Regions from separate parts of the Mus musculus genome. Here region 1 is linked to region 2. Evidence: chromatin loops called from intact Hi-C (ENCODE). Cell type or tissue: heart. All regions are shown on one strand.

Region 1 (8,000 bases), 170 kb before region 2:
GGAGAGATGTAGTCCGGGGTCCCAACTGCGACTGATGAATCCACCTGTGTTAGGGGTGTTGGCACCATGAGGCCACAGGACTGGAGCCAGCACCCTACTCTCCAGGAACCCCTACCTGGAACCCGATGTCCCTGCACTTGGCTGTATCCTCGGCTCAATTCTAGGTGGGTTCCTTACCATGCCATTGTTGTTGAGACGCAGGCAGGAGCCAAAGTCTGCCAGGCGGATGTGGCCATTCATGTCCAGCAGGATGTTGTCAGGCTTCACATCCCTGAAGGATGGTGGAAGAGTGAGGGCTTGGTGTGTGTGTGTGTGTGTTCAGACATGAGCCTGATGCATGCTTATACATGCTCCTGTCCCGTGTACACGCTCACACATGCACCTGTGTGTACACGCTCACACATGCTCCTGTGTGTGTACATGCTCACAATGCTCCTGTGTGTGTAATGCTCACACATTTTCCTGTGCATACATGCTCATTCATATTCCTGTGTGTGTGCACGTTGGGGGTGCAGGAGTCAGATGTCCCCTGAATGGGTAACACATCACTCCTCTGCCACCATGAGTTGGGTAGGTTTGAGCCAGGGGCTTACCTGCTCTGAGCTCTGACTTCCTCAACTGTAAGATAGGCACACTGGCAAGCCCTCCCACAGGGCTTTAGGGAGGAAGACTGGGAAGTGACACAGCTTGGGGCCCCACCTGTGGACATAGCCCAGCTGGTGCAGTGAGTGGATGGCCAGAACCATCTCAGCCAGATAGAACTGGGCCAGCTCAGGTGGGAGGCGGTCCTCAAAGCGGCTCAGCAGCGTGAGAAGGTCCCCGCCAGCATAGTAGTCCATCACCAGGTACTGGAGGGCAGTGTGTAGAGCCAAGAGTCAGACTCAGAATGAGAGCACCTGTCGACCTCACATTGGCTCTTGGGGGGCTCTGAGAAGCCAAGGCTAAGCAGCATCCCTGAGGCTAGCTCCTTTTTTTTTTTTTTTCTTTTTTTTTGAGAGGGTCTTACAATGTAGTTCTGGCTGTCCTGGAACTCACTATGTAGAACAGACTATCCTTGAACTCACAGAGATCTGACTGTCTCTTCCTCCCAAGTGCTAGGATTAAAAGGTGTGTCCCACCATGCCCAGGAAGTGGCCAGCTCTTAAGCAGAGCTAAGGAAGGAGGGTGTAGGCCAGGAGATGGTGAAAGAGCGGCCTTTTCTTTTATCCCTGGCAAGGCTCCTCCACTACTCAAAGATCCTCACCAGGTACTCTTCATCCTGGAAGGCGTAGTGCAGAGCAGTCACCCAGCGGCTGTCTCCCTTCACTAGAACATCTCGCTCCTCCCGGAAACAGGCCGTCTGAAGCAGGTTTGAAGAGCAGGGGGGACAATGGGGTCAGCTCCCGGGAACTCCCCCTTTAGTAGCTCAGGGAATGGAGAACACAAAAGCCTAGAGACTCTGATCAAAGGAACAGCTCTGCTCAACCCCAGGCTGGGGTAGCCTTGGACGAACCTGAGCCCAGGCTTTCTGGTATTGGGCCTCATTATTTCCATAAAAAGAATAGGACAATCCCTTCATTTTAAGTAAAGTTCACTGTGAAGGGTAAGAGACGGGTGATTCTTCAGAGTGGCCCCGCCCCTTCTCCTGGCAGCAAGCATACCTTCACCTACCCATTTGCAGTGTACACTTGACCCCAAACTGACCTCAGCCCTCTTCAGCATCTCCCACTTATGCAGCATCTTCATGGCAAAGATCTGGCCACTGCCCCTCTGCCTCACCACGGCAACCTGAGGGGATGAAGCAAGGCCTGGTCTAGACCAGACCAAGTGCAAGGCCCCTCCTCCTCACCCACCCCAAGGCTTACTTACCTCCCCAAAGGCCCCTCTGCCAATCACCTTCAAGATCTCAAAGTCATCTCTCTGTAGACGCAGCTCTTTCACTTTTGTTACAAAGGGGCTGGCTGAGGGGACAGAGCGGACAGCGAGGGTTTTTTTTTCCTTACAATCTCCCATGAGGTTAGGATAGGGGTGACTCTCCCAGAGACAACCCAGCTGAGGGACAGATGAGAAGCAGGGACTATTTGGTCATGATACAAGCATGGTGAGGGTCCTGACTCAGTGGACCACCTAGCCTCAGAACCTTCCTGGGCTCTAGACTCCAAGTAGTCTCTTTATGAGGCACAGAGGGACCTTGTGGTCTTCTTTAGCCAGGGGCCTAATACCCTAGAGACAATAAAGACACCACTCTCACCCCTAGTTCACAGCCTTTGACCCCTCAAGGCCAGCCCAGGGGCCTATCTGGGAAACTGGATAGGTGACATTCTTTGTCCCCAGAAAGTTTCTCTGCCACTCAGGAACTGTGGGCCTGGGTCTGGGGACCCTGTAGCACAGAGCAATCTGGCTGGAGGTGAGGCCTGGGGTAGCCCCTGGGGGCAGGGAGGACACTTTCTACAGTGCTCCAGAAAGACAGGCTCTGTGTTCCCCAAGTGGGGCCTCTGGGTCAGGAACAGATACCAGCCTGCTCAGGTACTCACAAGACACTCAAACAGGGCCAAAAACTTCACCTGGTGCCCAATGCCAGCACCTGAGGGTGTGAGCACACAGGATTCCTTCCAGGCTTGATAGCCCTGCCACTTAGAGCCCTACCTCCCTCTCTGGATGGGGCTTATACAGGCAGGAACCTCCTCCCGCATCACAGTCTGTTTGCCCTACCACCACCTCCGCAAGGGCTAGGTCCAACCACTCCCAGGCTCTCCCCATAACTGAAGTGGCTGTAGGCCAGGGGGAAGGGCACCGAGTCTTGGGAAATGATGAAGACAGGAGTGACCAGTGAGGACTGGGGGACATCTACGATCTGGCACCTTGCCTCAGTTTCCCCCTGCCAGAAGGTAAACTCCCTGCCAGCTGGGCGGGCCTGTGGGTGGGACAGAGAGCTGTTCCACAGGTTTATCAGGCAGAACCCCCACAGCGGGGGAGGTGTGCAAACCTCACTACAGAAATTAATTGTCTCTTCCCAGGTTTATGCATGGAGCCAGGGAGGAGCAGCTGCCAGCCTGCAGAAATATCAGAGGTGACCACCAGCCACATTGGCCAAACTTGGTGCCCAGATCCAACCTCCTGGACAGGATGCCTAATACCTTTGTCTTGCCAGAAGGGGTGGGGGCTCTGGGCAGGAGCAGGGACAAGTTGGGGCAGGAGAGGCGTGAGTCACACCCGGCCTTGGAGTTACCTCGGGAGAAGTCAACAGACATGCCCTGTGTTGGGGTCCCAAGCAGAGGTGCCAGAGGCAGGCAGGGAGAAACACACATATGTGTAAACACACACACATGTGCCACATGCACACACCCAGGTACAGGTGTCATGTGGGAGTGATGACAAATCAGACACTTGTAAAACACAGAAGAGTCACAGAGAAACAGGCAGGCAACGGGGGCAGGGCCGTCTAACTGCTCTCACCCCAGAAAGAAATGGCAGGACTGGCTGGTAGACCCCCATCCATATTTGGCCTAGCCTTGTGTCTGCCCATAGCTCAGGAGCACCAAGAACTCTGATCGCCTACAGGGTAAACACCCCATGTTTCAGGCCCAATTCCCATGCCCTCCTCACCAAAGCCTGGCCAGATGTGTCCAGTGCCCACATTGGGTTTAGGATCACCCTAAGTCAGCCATTCCCAAGGATTCAGACGAATCAAATAAAACCACTTCTAACAAGACCCCAAATCCTCCAAAGGGGTTGAGGTTGGTTCTTGGTCCCGGCTAGGGATTGAAGTAAGGAGACTTGTCTGCAAGGTGAAGGACGAGGACTTTTGAGTGTGTGACAGGTGAGAGGGGTCCTAGAACAAAGTGCCCGTCCTCTTGAAGAACGGAGGAAATAGAGAAAGTCTGTATGTTTATGTCACACAAAACGGTGTCCGCCTAAATGTATGTTCTAGGTAGAGCATGAGGTGACCGTTGTGAAAGATGTGTATTGGCAACATGTCTGGGGTCTGTAGCAGGGTATGTGGGAAGTGTACCTTATGTACCTGTCTCTGGGAGTTTGAAGTAAGGTGCAGGTGAGCGAGCGGGCTGTGGAGACCAACGGCAAGCGTTAGATACAGCACAATGAGGAAGTTTCAGGAATATGCCACTCCCGGGAAAAGGTCTGGGGGCACAAAGCTCCAGGTGTTGTCGTCCCTCCAGCTTCCCTTCCCGGGTGTTGCCCGGACCACTCACCCCAGCTCAGAAACTGCGCCACGTTACGCTCCCGGCGCAGGGGGGCGCTGCTGAGCTCTTGGTGCACCCCCAGCAGCAGATCCAGGAGGCCGTCGAGCCCTGGGCTGCCACCAGCTTCGCCCCGTACCAGCTGCTCCAGCGCACGCAGCCGCTGCTCCATGGCTGCCGCTGGAGCCCCGAAACCCGGGCTAGAGCCAGGCCGCCCGCATGCCCCGTCCGTCCGTCCGCCCGGCGGTCCGTCTGTGGTCCCGTGGCTCGTTCTGCGCGGCTTCCCCCCTCCCTCCCGCCCTCCCCGCTGTCACCTTCCTCGGTCGCCACCCGCGCTCCTTCACCTGGTCGCCCGCCCCGCCCTCCAAGCCCGCCCCCGACGGACGGGCAGGTGCGCGCCGGCCAATGGGAGCCGCGGCTGAAGGTGAAGGTGGGAAGGCGGAGGCGCGCGGGGGCGGGGCCGACCCTCGTCCAGGAAGTGGGAGGGCGGGCCACGAAAAGTAACTCCTGGGCGGGGTTGGAGGGGGTCCGTTGGGGTCGCAAAAGGCCCCTCTGATCACGGTGCCACCCCAGTCCCAGCGCCACCTAGACCCTCATGAGACACTAACCTAGACAGAGCCTAGCGCAACTTCCCGCGGGACCCGGCCAGCGGCCTGTCCCTTAGCCAGGCCAGAGGGGCTAGGGACGGTTGCGGCCCTGAAGCCGGATGGGAGTTGTAGTCCGCTCTGGCCTCGGTTTGAAAGCGGCGCTAAGGCAACACACCCATCTACCCCCAAAAGTTTCTGATCTCCTTTAAATCCTTAAAACTAACCCAGAGACATGTAGTTGAGGTAGGATGGGCACACTCATTTAGCATGAATACACTGCGGCTTTGGAAGGCTGAGGGTAGGGGGTCTCTGAAACTAGATTCTCGTGTGGACCTAGATGGGACTGATTTTCAAGGCTTTGGCGGGAACAAGGCCCTGAACTGGAACGTGGAGGGCACAAGAAGTTTGAGATGTGCTGATGGAGGCAAAGGAGGTGGAGGTGCTGGCTGTGTCCAGGGAGGTTTTTTATTTCTGGCCATCTGTGTTGGTCTTGATGGTGACAGGCCAGATACCAAAGAGAAGGGTGCTCTGGTGTCTTTTGAACAACTTGTTTAAAGGCCTACTTAGAGGGCTTGCCTCTCCTTCCAGACTGCAAGCTGAAGACCTTGACAGGATCGAGTCATCAGCGTTGAGGGAGGAAGCATTCTGAATGTTTGCAGGGGCAAAGTGAGTGGGACACCCAAATCCCATCTAACGGGGTCTAGAAACATTACAGGGGTTATGTTGGGGTGGTGGTGTGGGAGTGCACGCCTTTAATCCCAGTACTTGGGAGGCAAAAACAGGTAGATCTCTGGGATCCAGGCCAGCCTGGTCTTCAGAGTAAGTTCCAGGACAGCCAGGGCTATACAGAGAAACCCTGTAAAAAAAAAACAAAACAAAAAAAAAAAAAAAAAAAAACCAACCAACCACTGTAGGTCTCTCATTTGATCTTTACAGAAGCCCCTTCTCCATGAGGTCCACAATTTGAAATGGGGAAAACACAGGCATATATTTCTTTCCAGATCTATCAGGCTGGGAAAGAGACTCAGGATTCAAATTCAATGCCATGGCACTGCCAAGGGAGGGTCAGGGAGGGCAGACTGGAGTTTGGATTTACGGTTTTTGTTGTTGGTGTTGTTTTTATCCTCTCATATAAACTAGGCTGATCTGGAACACACTATGTAGTCAAGAATGACCCAGAATTCCCAGGCGTACTGCTTCAACTTCCTAGTTCTTAGATTACAGGGTGAATTGATGGAGCCTACTGGCTCTCTCAGGGATTCTGAACCTCCTCAGCACAGGGCAGGGCTGGGGCCCACAGAAGCCACAAGGAGGCGCCAGAGACTAGGGGAGGAATGAGTGTCTAGTATTTGCAAGTCGTCATGGAGAACTAGGAGGCTGGGACCCTTCCTGTAATGCTGATTCTCTAGTCACAAAGGTCAGTCAAGGGCCAACTGCCCAGGCCTCCGCTCTTGGCAAGGTCCTTGCATCAACTTCCCCAAGACCCTTAACCTCTTTGAAAGCTGAATTCTGAGAAAATCCCAACCCCAAGCAGGCTTCAATGCCATACCAGAGTGGGAGAGAAAGGCCAGAGCTGGACTCAATTGAACACACCGACTGGATATGGTGGCTCGGTACTCTGAAGAGACAGAAAGATCTCTGAGTTCAAGGCCAGCCTGGTGTACATAGTGAGTTTTAGGATAGCCCGGGCTATATATAAAGACCTTGTCTCACTAATTAAATAAATAACTGGGCACGCCAGTCATCTCAGGCACTCAGTCCTTTTAGGTTCTGTCCTAGTTTTTTGTTTATTTTGAAACCTGGGTATCCTGGGCTGGATTTAATTCTCTACAGTCTAGATAGGTGAACATCTCGTCCTTCCACCTCTACCTCCTCCCATGGACCTGTTCCACGAAGTTTTAGGGAATCCATGGCTTTCTTCATGCTAGGGGACTCTCTCACCCACCTGAGCTGCACCTGGATTAGTTGTCTCACTGTTTTTACAAGCTGCTGCTTCCTTGTCTGCTAAGTGGTCCCTATCACATGTCCAAAAGTCCTTAAAGGCTCACTGTCTGCTGGACCCTGTTCTGGCTTCATCACATGGCCAGGCTTCTAACCTAAACACTCAGAGAAGCCCCAGGATCTGGCACCCTTTATCCTATTGGTTCTGTTCTGATCTCTGAGCTAGGCTCCCAGGCCAGAGGCCTGGCCTTGCCCACAGCAGAGCACTATACTTGGCTCATGATGTAGTCCAGTGGATGAATGAATCTGTCAGCCGCAGAGTGCCAGCCCCAGCCAGTCTGAGCAGTCAGGCCACTGTCGTTCTGTTTCTTCTCACAGCATGGGCTTACTGTGCGGTCATTGCCTCCTGGAGGCTCACCCAGGTCTGCAGGAGGGACCTGCTCCACGGCAGCCCTCCCTTGTCTCCCAAGAGTCTCTGGTGGAGGTGCTGGCACCAGCTCTCGGGGAGAGGCCCTGGCAACAGATAGCGCCTTGCCCTCTTAAGGAGCTCCTTGTCATTTCAAAGTGGACACAGATCTCTGATCTCTACCAGACAGCTATATTATTATCTACCTCCTTCACAGGTTGACACAGGGAGGCCAGGAGGCAGTGACACAAACAGTTCTAGGTTCTTCCTGTAGTCCGCACCCTGAGTGCCTATTCCCCATTGCCAGCAGCAAAAGGGTACTGTGGGCTGTGGGACATATGGAAGAAGGCAAGGCCCTCCCTAGACAGGCTTGGTAAATGCTCCTATAAAAGCTTCTGGATAAAGAATGGATTGTGTCACCTCAGAGCTCAGGCTCAAGAGAAACAAAGTTCCCAGAAGGGACAGACCCTGAAGGAGAAGGGACTTGGGGCAGAATGCTTGGGTGTTTCTGACACCCTTTGAGTCTGAAGGGAACCCAGATACAAGATGGGCCAGGGGAAAGGTGCCGGTAATTTTTGTGGCCACATTTCAGGCTTTCTGAGTCTAGGCTTGCAGTTGCTCATCTAAAATGCCCCTTGGGGCGGCTGAGTCTCCTAGCCCCAGTTTCAGAAGCAGCGCAAAAACTCTGTGGTTCAGCATTCCAAGAACGAGCGACTGTCCTCCTCGACTCCGGAGAGCTGGGGACCGGAGGCTGGTTGTGGGGTCCCATGGGTCTGCTTACTGTGGCCCAGGTGTACTGCCGCGGGCAAGTCTCCTTACCCTCTCTCTGAACACCTTCTATGGACAATGGAGAGAGGCACCTGATTGGGACAAGGGAAACCTGGTGGC
Region 2 (8,000 bases):
TAGTGTCAATTCTCCTGCCTCTGCCTCCTGAGTGCTAGGATTACAGATTTGGGAGATAATACTGTCCCTCTAGAGTCTTGTTCTTTTTTTTTTTTTTTTTTCGAGACAGGGTTTCTCTGTGTAGCCCTGGCTGTCCTGGAGCTCACTCTGTAGACCAAGCTGGCCTCAAACTCAGAAATCCTCCTGCCTCTGCCTTCCAAGTGCTGGGATTAAAGGCGTGCGTGCGCCACCACTGCCCAGTTTACAGTCTTGTTCTTAAGAGAACTATGGCAACAGATGCAGTAGGTGCAGAGATGGCTGCCAGCAATGCAGAGTTTCAAGTATTTCCTAACTTCTCAGGCTCTGGTAAGGCCTGAGGCTGGCACACGCCTGCCAGTGCCCTGCTGAGGGCCAGTAATCAGTCACTCCTCACATCACCTGCAAGTCGGATGAGACGAGAGGCAGCTGGGCTGAGGCTGGAGTGAAGATGCTTGAGTGCTCTGACACGTCTTCTGAGGCCTCGACAGAGTCCTGCATGGTGCACACACCCACTCAACAGTCAGGAACAAACCCTGGGGGCAGGGTTCACCCTCGGACCCTGGAGACTTGGGAGATGAAGGGTGAGAGTCTTCAAGCAGGCCAGGCCAGGACTGGTCTATACATAGTGACCGTCTCAATAGTCAGGCTGCACATTCTACCTTCTTTTGCTATTTAACAGGACAAAACCTTTATTTGAGTATGCTGCCACCATGTGATGGTCGGTGCCTCTGTTATGGGCATGTGACACAGAAAGGAAGACTAGCATCACGTCTTACCCGAGAGAAGATCAGGCTCTCCTTCCTTTCTCTTCATTCCTTACTTAGTACTTAGTACTTAGTACTTAGACTTAGGTGCTGGTGGCTGAGCAGAGGCTTTAGTCTATGAACTCCAGCACTGTGCAAACCTGTCCTCCGAGTTCTCCCATCCAAGGACTAAGCAGACCTGACCCTGCTTAGCTTCCAAGTCCAGAAGAGATCAGACGTTCAAGGTGGTATGTAATGCTGTAGACAGCATTACAGTGCTAAGAAGAATGAAATAGAAAATGTATCTAAAGTCACCTTTGAAATGTTTAGATATAAAAAACGGGTACAAATATTTCAATGGACTTCTAATGCTTAACGATTAGCAATTTTCACTTAAGAAAGGGTCCCTGGGTCCTAGTAGTTTTCATTTCTGTTCCAGAAAAAAAAGTTGGTTATGTTCACTACTGCCTTCGAAGGTGACGGGAGAGGAGCGGCTCTTTGGAAGGGGACACTTGCTTTACTCATTTATAGTTTTGGGAGGAGTCTCTGTCTCCCTGCTAGCCCTACAGTCCCGGATCAAGCCACCTTCTAGCCTTAGCAGGCACCAGCCATGGGATCCAGCGAAAGCCAAGCTCAGTTGTTTCCTTCCTTGGGTCAACCGAACCCTCTGCACAGGGCCTTAGGAACTCAGCCGTATGTCACAGCCTACTTAAGGAGTCCTCCTCTGGAAGAAGGCAGCTCTCACAACTGTGGAGATTTGGTTAAATTGATTTGTTTTGTGTTTTGAAATTCTTATAGCCAACTGGAATGTGGTAAAGGATGCCTCCAATCCCAGCACCGTGGAGGAGGATTCAGGACCCAGGCTCAAGGTCCATCCTCAGCCACTCAGAGAGTGAAGACCTGCTGACTTAGGGTTTCCTTTGCTGTGATGAGACACCATGATCAAGACAACTCATATAAAGGACAACTGACTTACAAGTTCTGAGGTTCTGTCCATTATCATCATGGCGAGAAGCATGGCAGCATCCAGGCAGGCATGGTACTGGAGGAGCTGAGAGTTCTACATCTTGTTCCAAAGGTGACAAAGAGAGGACTGACTTTCAGGCATCTAGGAGGAGGAGCTCAAAGTCCACCCCGACAATGACACTCTTCCTCTAACAAGGTCACATTTCCTAATAGTGTCAGTGCCTGAGCTAAGCATATTCAAACCACCACAGCTACACCAGACTATTACATTTAGCTAGGCAGTGGTGGCACACACCTTAAGTCCCAGCACTCAAAAGAACACATTTAAAAAAAAAATCAACACATTTTTTTATTTTAAAGATGTATCATTTTTATTTATGTGAGTACACTGTAGCTGTCTTCAGACACACCAGAAGAGAGCACCAGGGGGGCTGGAGAGATGGCTCAGCAGGTAAGAGCACTGACTGCTCTTCTAAAGGTCATGAGTTCAAATCCCAGCAACCACATGGTGGCTCACAACCATCAGTGTACTTAGATATAATAAATAAATCTTTAAAAAAAATAAAAAGAAGAGGGCATTGAATCCCATTACAGATGGTTGTGAGCCACCATGTGGTTGCTGTGAATTGAACTCAGGACCTCTGGAAGAGCAGTCAGTGCTCTTAGCCATTGAGCCATCTCTCTAGGCCCCTATTTATTTATTTCTGTAGCCAGACTTTGGCTACTTTGTGGGTTTTTTCTTCCACCCTTCTTTTTCCACCTTTTCAATCCCCTAACACTAGGTAAAAGATAAAATGGGATAGGAAGGAAGGAAGGAGAGAGAAAGAAATCCCAAATTAAAATCAGAGGTAGGAAAGAAGGCAATGTTATAGATTATTTCCTGCTGATTAGGTATGTTGAGTTCCTTGGGGGCAAGTTTGATCTTTGACATCACAATATCTAATTTATTGTTGTTATTGTTGTTGTCTCTTTGTGTACGACTATAGCAACCTGCCAATAACAACTAACAACCCACTTTTGGGCAGTTTATACACCTCTGAAAAGTATCCAGAATTCCAAGCATCACATACATGCAGAAACTATTTACAGCTGGCAAAACCACGCCCTGCTAGAGCCTGAGACAAATCACAATCACCTGCTGTGAAGCAGCCCCATTCCCCACACCTGGGAGTAAAACAAAACCATATTCCCATAAGACTTCTATGTTTTTTTAAAAAAAACAAAAAGTCTCAGTACAATTTTCCTTGTGGAGGAACCCACACACGCACACATGCACCCATGCATGCACAAACACGCATATGTGCACACATTCAAGAACACATATATGGTTACAATTAAATAGAACCCTAGCTCTGCCCGGTAGTGGTGGCGCATGCCTTTAATCCCAGCACTTGGGACGCAGAGGCAGGCGGGTTTCTGAGTTCGAGGCCAGCCTGGTCTACAGAGTGAGTTCCAGGACAGCCAGAAAGAAAGAGAGAAAAACCTACACAGAGAAAACCCCTGTCTCGGAAAAAGCAAAAACAAACAAAAAACAAAAAAAGAGAAACTAACTCTTTGGGCCAGTGAGAAATCTCACCAATTAAAAAAAAAAAAAAAAAAAAAAAAAAAAAAAAAAAAAAACTTGCTGAGAAAGTCTGATGCTAAATTCCCTGCCTGGAACCCACATAAAAGTGCGACAATCGGGGCTGGAGAGATGGCTCAGCGGTTAAGAGCACTGACTGCTCTTAACCTGAGTTCAAATCTCAGCAACCACACCGGTGGCTCACAACAACCTATAATGAGATCTGATGCCCTCTTCTAAGGGGTCTGAAGACAGCTACAGTGTACTTACATATAAATTAATCTTAAAAAAAAAGTGTGAGAATCAGCTCCACAAAGTTGTCCTCTGATCTCCAGTGGTATGTGCAGACACGCGCGCGCGCACACACACACACACACACACACACATACAGAGTTTACACACAACAATGATGATTGTTTTGAGACAGGGTCTCAGATGTGTAGCCCTTTCTGTCCTCAATATATATACAGACCAGGCTGCCCTCAAACTCACAGAGATCCACTTGTCTATGCCACCCAGGCATTGGAATTAAAGATATGTGCCAACACAACCAGCAAAGAAAAAAAAATTTTTTTTAAAGAACTCTTGTCAAAGTCATTTACTGAAGATAATCTGATTGTACAGCTAGTACATGCCAGCAGCCATGAGGCTAAGCACCAGGTGGGCTTCAGGTTTTTTATCGTTGTTTTTTGAGACAGGCTCTGCCCTGCCAGTTTTATCCTAACAGTTGGGATAGAGCGTCTCAACCTGATAGGGTCCTAGATAGCACTCAATCCTTTGTGCGGGTCTGGTCCCTGCATTGCGGGGAGCTTGGAACTCTAAACAACCCAAGGAGGCCATACTGTCCGCACATTTAGAAATGGCCCCTAGGGGGAGTCATCATCCTCAAGTGAACGCACAGAGCCATTTCCGACAGAGTCCCGGACCAGGACCAACGGTTTTCCGTCACTGGTAAATGAATGGAAGTCACAAGATGCACTGGTGGGAACCGTATTACAGTCCCCGGATGATTCGTCAGCTCTTTGTGGAACCAGATTCCGACTCCTAGCTCAGAATCTCTTCGCGGCTACTCCCTACCCAGACGAGATACTGCTCGAGAAAGTCAGCCTCTGTCTGGCATCCGACCGAGGCCTCGGAGTCGGAAGGCTTAGGGACTTCTCCCTTGTCCCCACCAACCCTCTGCCTTCCCGACAAGGGTTAACGCAGCAGGCTTCAAAGTCGCCGCAGCGCCTCTAGGGGGCGACGCCCTGCACTCCTGTGGTCACGTGACAACGAGGGCGGCCACAAGCGCCAGGCTGGCCAATAGGAGACGGGAGCGGGGTCCCGGGACTAGAAGAAACGGCGGCCGGGAGGGGGCTACGGGATCATGGGGCTTCTGACCATTCTGAAGAAGATGAAGCAGAAAGAGCGAGAGCTGCGGCTGCTCATGCTGTATCCTCCGAGCGCTAGAGCGGTCGCGAGGGTAGCGGGGCCCGCCGGGTGGGCGGAGCCGGGCGTGGGGGGGCGCGGCCGCCGTGGGTACCTATTGCCGGTGGTGCGTCACGCACGCGGCGCTACCACTGCTCGGCGCGGGGCCGGGGAGGGCCGTACCACTCTGCGGGGTGGGGGTTGGCGTGCAGAAGGCAGCCCGGTGGTCTCAAGGCCCGGCCTAGACTTGGGACTCCAGTATCACTGCGAGGCGCGACGCAGTGGTGGTGACTCGGACGTCACGCTGCCTCGGGCTGGCCCGAGCGTGGGCCCTGCTCCTCCCTGGCGCTGACCCCCTCCCCTTCATCTACGGGTGTAGGCCTTGGCGCTTCCCTTAGGGTCGGAATCCCAGGGTCTCGAGGACCGCCTAGGCTCCTGCGAGTAGGCGTGGACTCGGTTGGCCACAGGTCCCGCTGTCACTTAAGGCCACCAGCGACCTTTCACCGCATTAACTGGCACCTGCATCACCCGTCTTGCACTGTGCCGGGCCACCTAGGCATCTGCGATCCACAAAGTAGCAGAGGGAGAAAAGGAAATTTAATGTGCACGTAGAACTTTACCACTCGTGCGTGTTTTAGACAATTCTGAGAAAGACACTCATTAGATGACCTCCAAGCACCTATGTTAGGGAATTCGGTAAAACAGGGAAGCGAAAAAGGCTTCATTTCAGATATTCTGTGATGAAAGGGGAGAAAAAATTGATAAAGCAAGTAAGATATGTAGTGTAGGATGAGAAGAATAGAGTCCACAAGGAGGTAGAGAGAGCTGGGAAAACGTAAGCAGAGGACCTGCAAGTGCGAAGGCCCTGGAGGAGGATAAGACAGGCATGTTCAAGAAAGGTTGAGAAGGAAAGAGCTGGAGAGAGGGAGAGCCCATGGGCTGGGGCCATTTAGGCAGCTGGACTATGAAGGGAGCACAGGATGGTGGCTTAGACCATGGTGGTAGTAGGAGAGTATTATGACTTGCTGCTGAATGGGAGAAGACAATGAGGGAGATGTAGCCAAGCATGAACTGGTCTCTGGCCAGAGTGTTCAGAAGGACAAGGAGCCACTTGCTGAGATGAGAGACGCATGTCCCTGGGAAGACACCAACCCTGACTGTTGGGCAGGTAGGTAGCAGCCATCAGCCTAGAAACGATCATGGGATGGCCCAGCTGGGGAGTGCTGAGACCCAGGTGTAGACGCTTGTGTGAAGTCAGATGAGGGTAACAGGATGGGGTCTGGGAGAGGGCCAAGGAAAGAGCAGCAGCGCCCGGAGCAGAGCAGAAGCTGGGCCACCCGGCCAGTGGAGAGCAGTAAGGGGGTCTTCGGAGACCTACCTGGCAAAGTGAGGCTTCAGGAAGCATCAGGAGCCAGTCTGCTAACAGTAGACCTGTAGAAAGCAAGAGGCTAAGTAAAACTGGTGCAGTGGTGAAGAACCAGGGAACAGGGGTTCAGTGCCCAGTACCCACTTGGTGCTTCACAGCCTTGTGTAACTTCAGTCCTGAGGTCCTCGTGTAGGCAAAAACTCAAAATATTCTAAGCAAACAAAAAATGAGCATGGTATCGAACACCTCGAATGCCAGCGTTCAGAAGGTAAAGGCAGGTGAATCTACGGGCTTGAGTCCAACCCGGTCTACAGAGCAAGTTCCAGGCCGGCCAAGGCTACATAGACCTTGTCTCAAAAAAAAAAAAAACCAAAATGCAGGAAAAGTCCAACATGGTGTTACATGCCTGTAGTTCTGGCACTCAAGAGGCAGAGGCTGGAGAACTTTGACAAGTTTGAGGCCAGTTTGCGTTACATAGAGTTCCAGACAAAAAAAACAAAACAAAAGAAAACAAACAAACAAACAAAAACAATACAAGCCAAAAGATGGAAGTTGGTACAATGGAGTATAACACCTGTTCCCAGGATGCACCCCAGAGGAAGCTGTGGCCGACTCAGCAGATGGTGGGGGAGTGGGTGGAGACAGGTTCTGCTGCAGTAGTGCGCAGCACTCGAGGCGTGAGGCGAGAGTTTGGTGATGAGAGGAGAAGGGATGGAAGAGTGGATGTTGTTGGATTGACAAGACAATCTGCTGGCTTTCCAAGGTGAGAGTTGGGCTGCAGAAGGTGGAAGGTATTCACCCGTGCCTCTCAAAGGTGGGAGTCACAGAGCCAGAGTCAAGTGAGTAGGAAGAGGTCCTAAATGTAGAGCCTGTCCCTTCTCCCCTCCGCTCAGGCTTTGGCTGCCCCACAGTCTCACCTGCGGTTGAGCTCACCTATTGGCTTGTTCTCTGCAACGGAGGCTGTGGATCATTCCAGAGACAGATGAAGGTGGTTGCCACCTCTAGATACTTGCCCTTTACTTGGTCCTTCAGAAGGCTGGGCCCATCTGTTTTGGGCCTCAAGACCCCACAGAGCCTTGTCTGGTATCTTAAGTTGAAAGCCATTCCTTCCAGGAATGTCCTTCACTGGTTCCAAGTACCCAACCTTCTCTTCTGCTTTATTTAGTCTTTAATTTTTTTTTTTTAAAGATTTATTTATTTATTATATGTAAGTACACTGTAGCTGTCTTCAGACACTCCAGAAGAGGGCGTCAGATCTCCTTACGGATGGTTGTGAGCCACCATGTGGTTGCTGGGATTTGAACTCCGGACCTTCGGAAGAGCAGTCGGGTGCTCTTACCCACTGAGCCATCTCACCAGCCCTAGTCTTTAATTTTTTAACACTTATTTATGGATGTGAGAACTTTGTCTGTACACTGGGGTGAGTGGCTGGTGCCCACAGAGGTCAGCATTTGGTTGTGAACCACCAGGTGGATGCTGGGAACTGAACCCAGGTCTTCTATAAGAGCAACATGTGCTCTTTACTGCTGAGCCATCTCTCCAGCCCCATTACTTAGACTTTTGCTAGTGTTTAAGCTTCATAAGGGTGATGAGTTTGTCCCCCAACATCAGAGGGGGCCTGGCACTTAATAGGCACTCAATATTTGATGCGTAAATTAAGTTATTTTGAGTTGGTCAACATGATAGAATTCCATTTTCATACTTCTACATTTATCTCAAGCCAGTTATGGGTCAGGCACGTGCTCAACTTGCTTCTACATACAGTAGGAAAGTACTAGTCCCTAGGAGGGTGGTAGTGTGATGACATGTCCTCCAACAGAACTCAGAGACCTCTCCTTAGCCTTTGTGCCCCAGTGGCTTGGACAACGCTGGCAAAACAACCATCCTCAAGAAGTTCAATGGAGAAGACGTGGACACCATCTCCCCGACACTGGGCTTC

The links. A loop is a pair of places that touch in the nucleus more often than their neighbours do. Peaks named below come from ENCODE experiments on the same cell type or tissue, not always from the same donor. Only the 100,000 strongest peaks of a DNase experiment are listed, where the experiment ranks them.
Region 1: a loop joins it to region 2, with 6 times the contacts of the local background. A loop is called at or near these places in 2 of 42 quality-filtered maps.

Annotation. Positions count from the first base shown.
Region 1 is chr19:6,303,066-6,311,065 of GRCm38, reverse strand. It overlaps Cdc42bpg (CDC42 binding protein kinase gamma (DMPK-like)), which reads right to left and starts at 4,609. Exons shown (of 37, transcript NM_001033342.1): 1 at 4,191-4,609; 2 at 1,849-1,940; 3 at 1,684-1,767; 4 at 1,244-1,339; 5 at 700-848; 6 at 178-271; 7 at 1-44. The coding sequence starts at 4,350. Gm52380 (a long non-coding RNA gene) reads left to right here and starts at 4,520. Exons shown (of 3, transcript XR_003952842.1): 1 at 4,520-4,602; 2 at 5,354-5,431. In heart, a CTCF peak has its summit at 4,232; DNase peaks (open chromatin) are centred at 4,225, 4,645, 6,075, 7,035 and 4 weaker places; H3K4me3 peaks cover 2,086 bases; H3K27ac peaks cover 3,636 bases.
Region 2 is chr19:6,137,756-6,145,755 of GRCm38, reverse strand. It overlaps Arl2 (ADP-ribosylation factor-like 2), which reads left to right and starts at 4,619. Exons shown (of 5, transcript NM_019722.3): 1 at 4,619-4,719; 2 at 7,916-8,000. The coding sequence starts at 4,655. It overlaps LOC115489019 (a long non-coding RNA gene), which reads right to left. Exons shown (of 3, transcript XR_003952891.1): 3 at 3,842-6,126. In heart, CTCF peaks have their summits at 4,188 (motif pointing right) and 4,483 (motif pointing right); DNase peaks (open chromatin) are centred at 4,705 and 5,825; H3K4me3 peaks cover 2,178 bases; H3K27ac peaks cover 2,683 bases.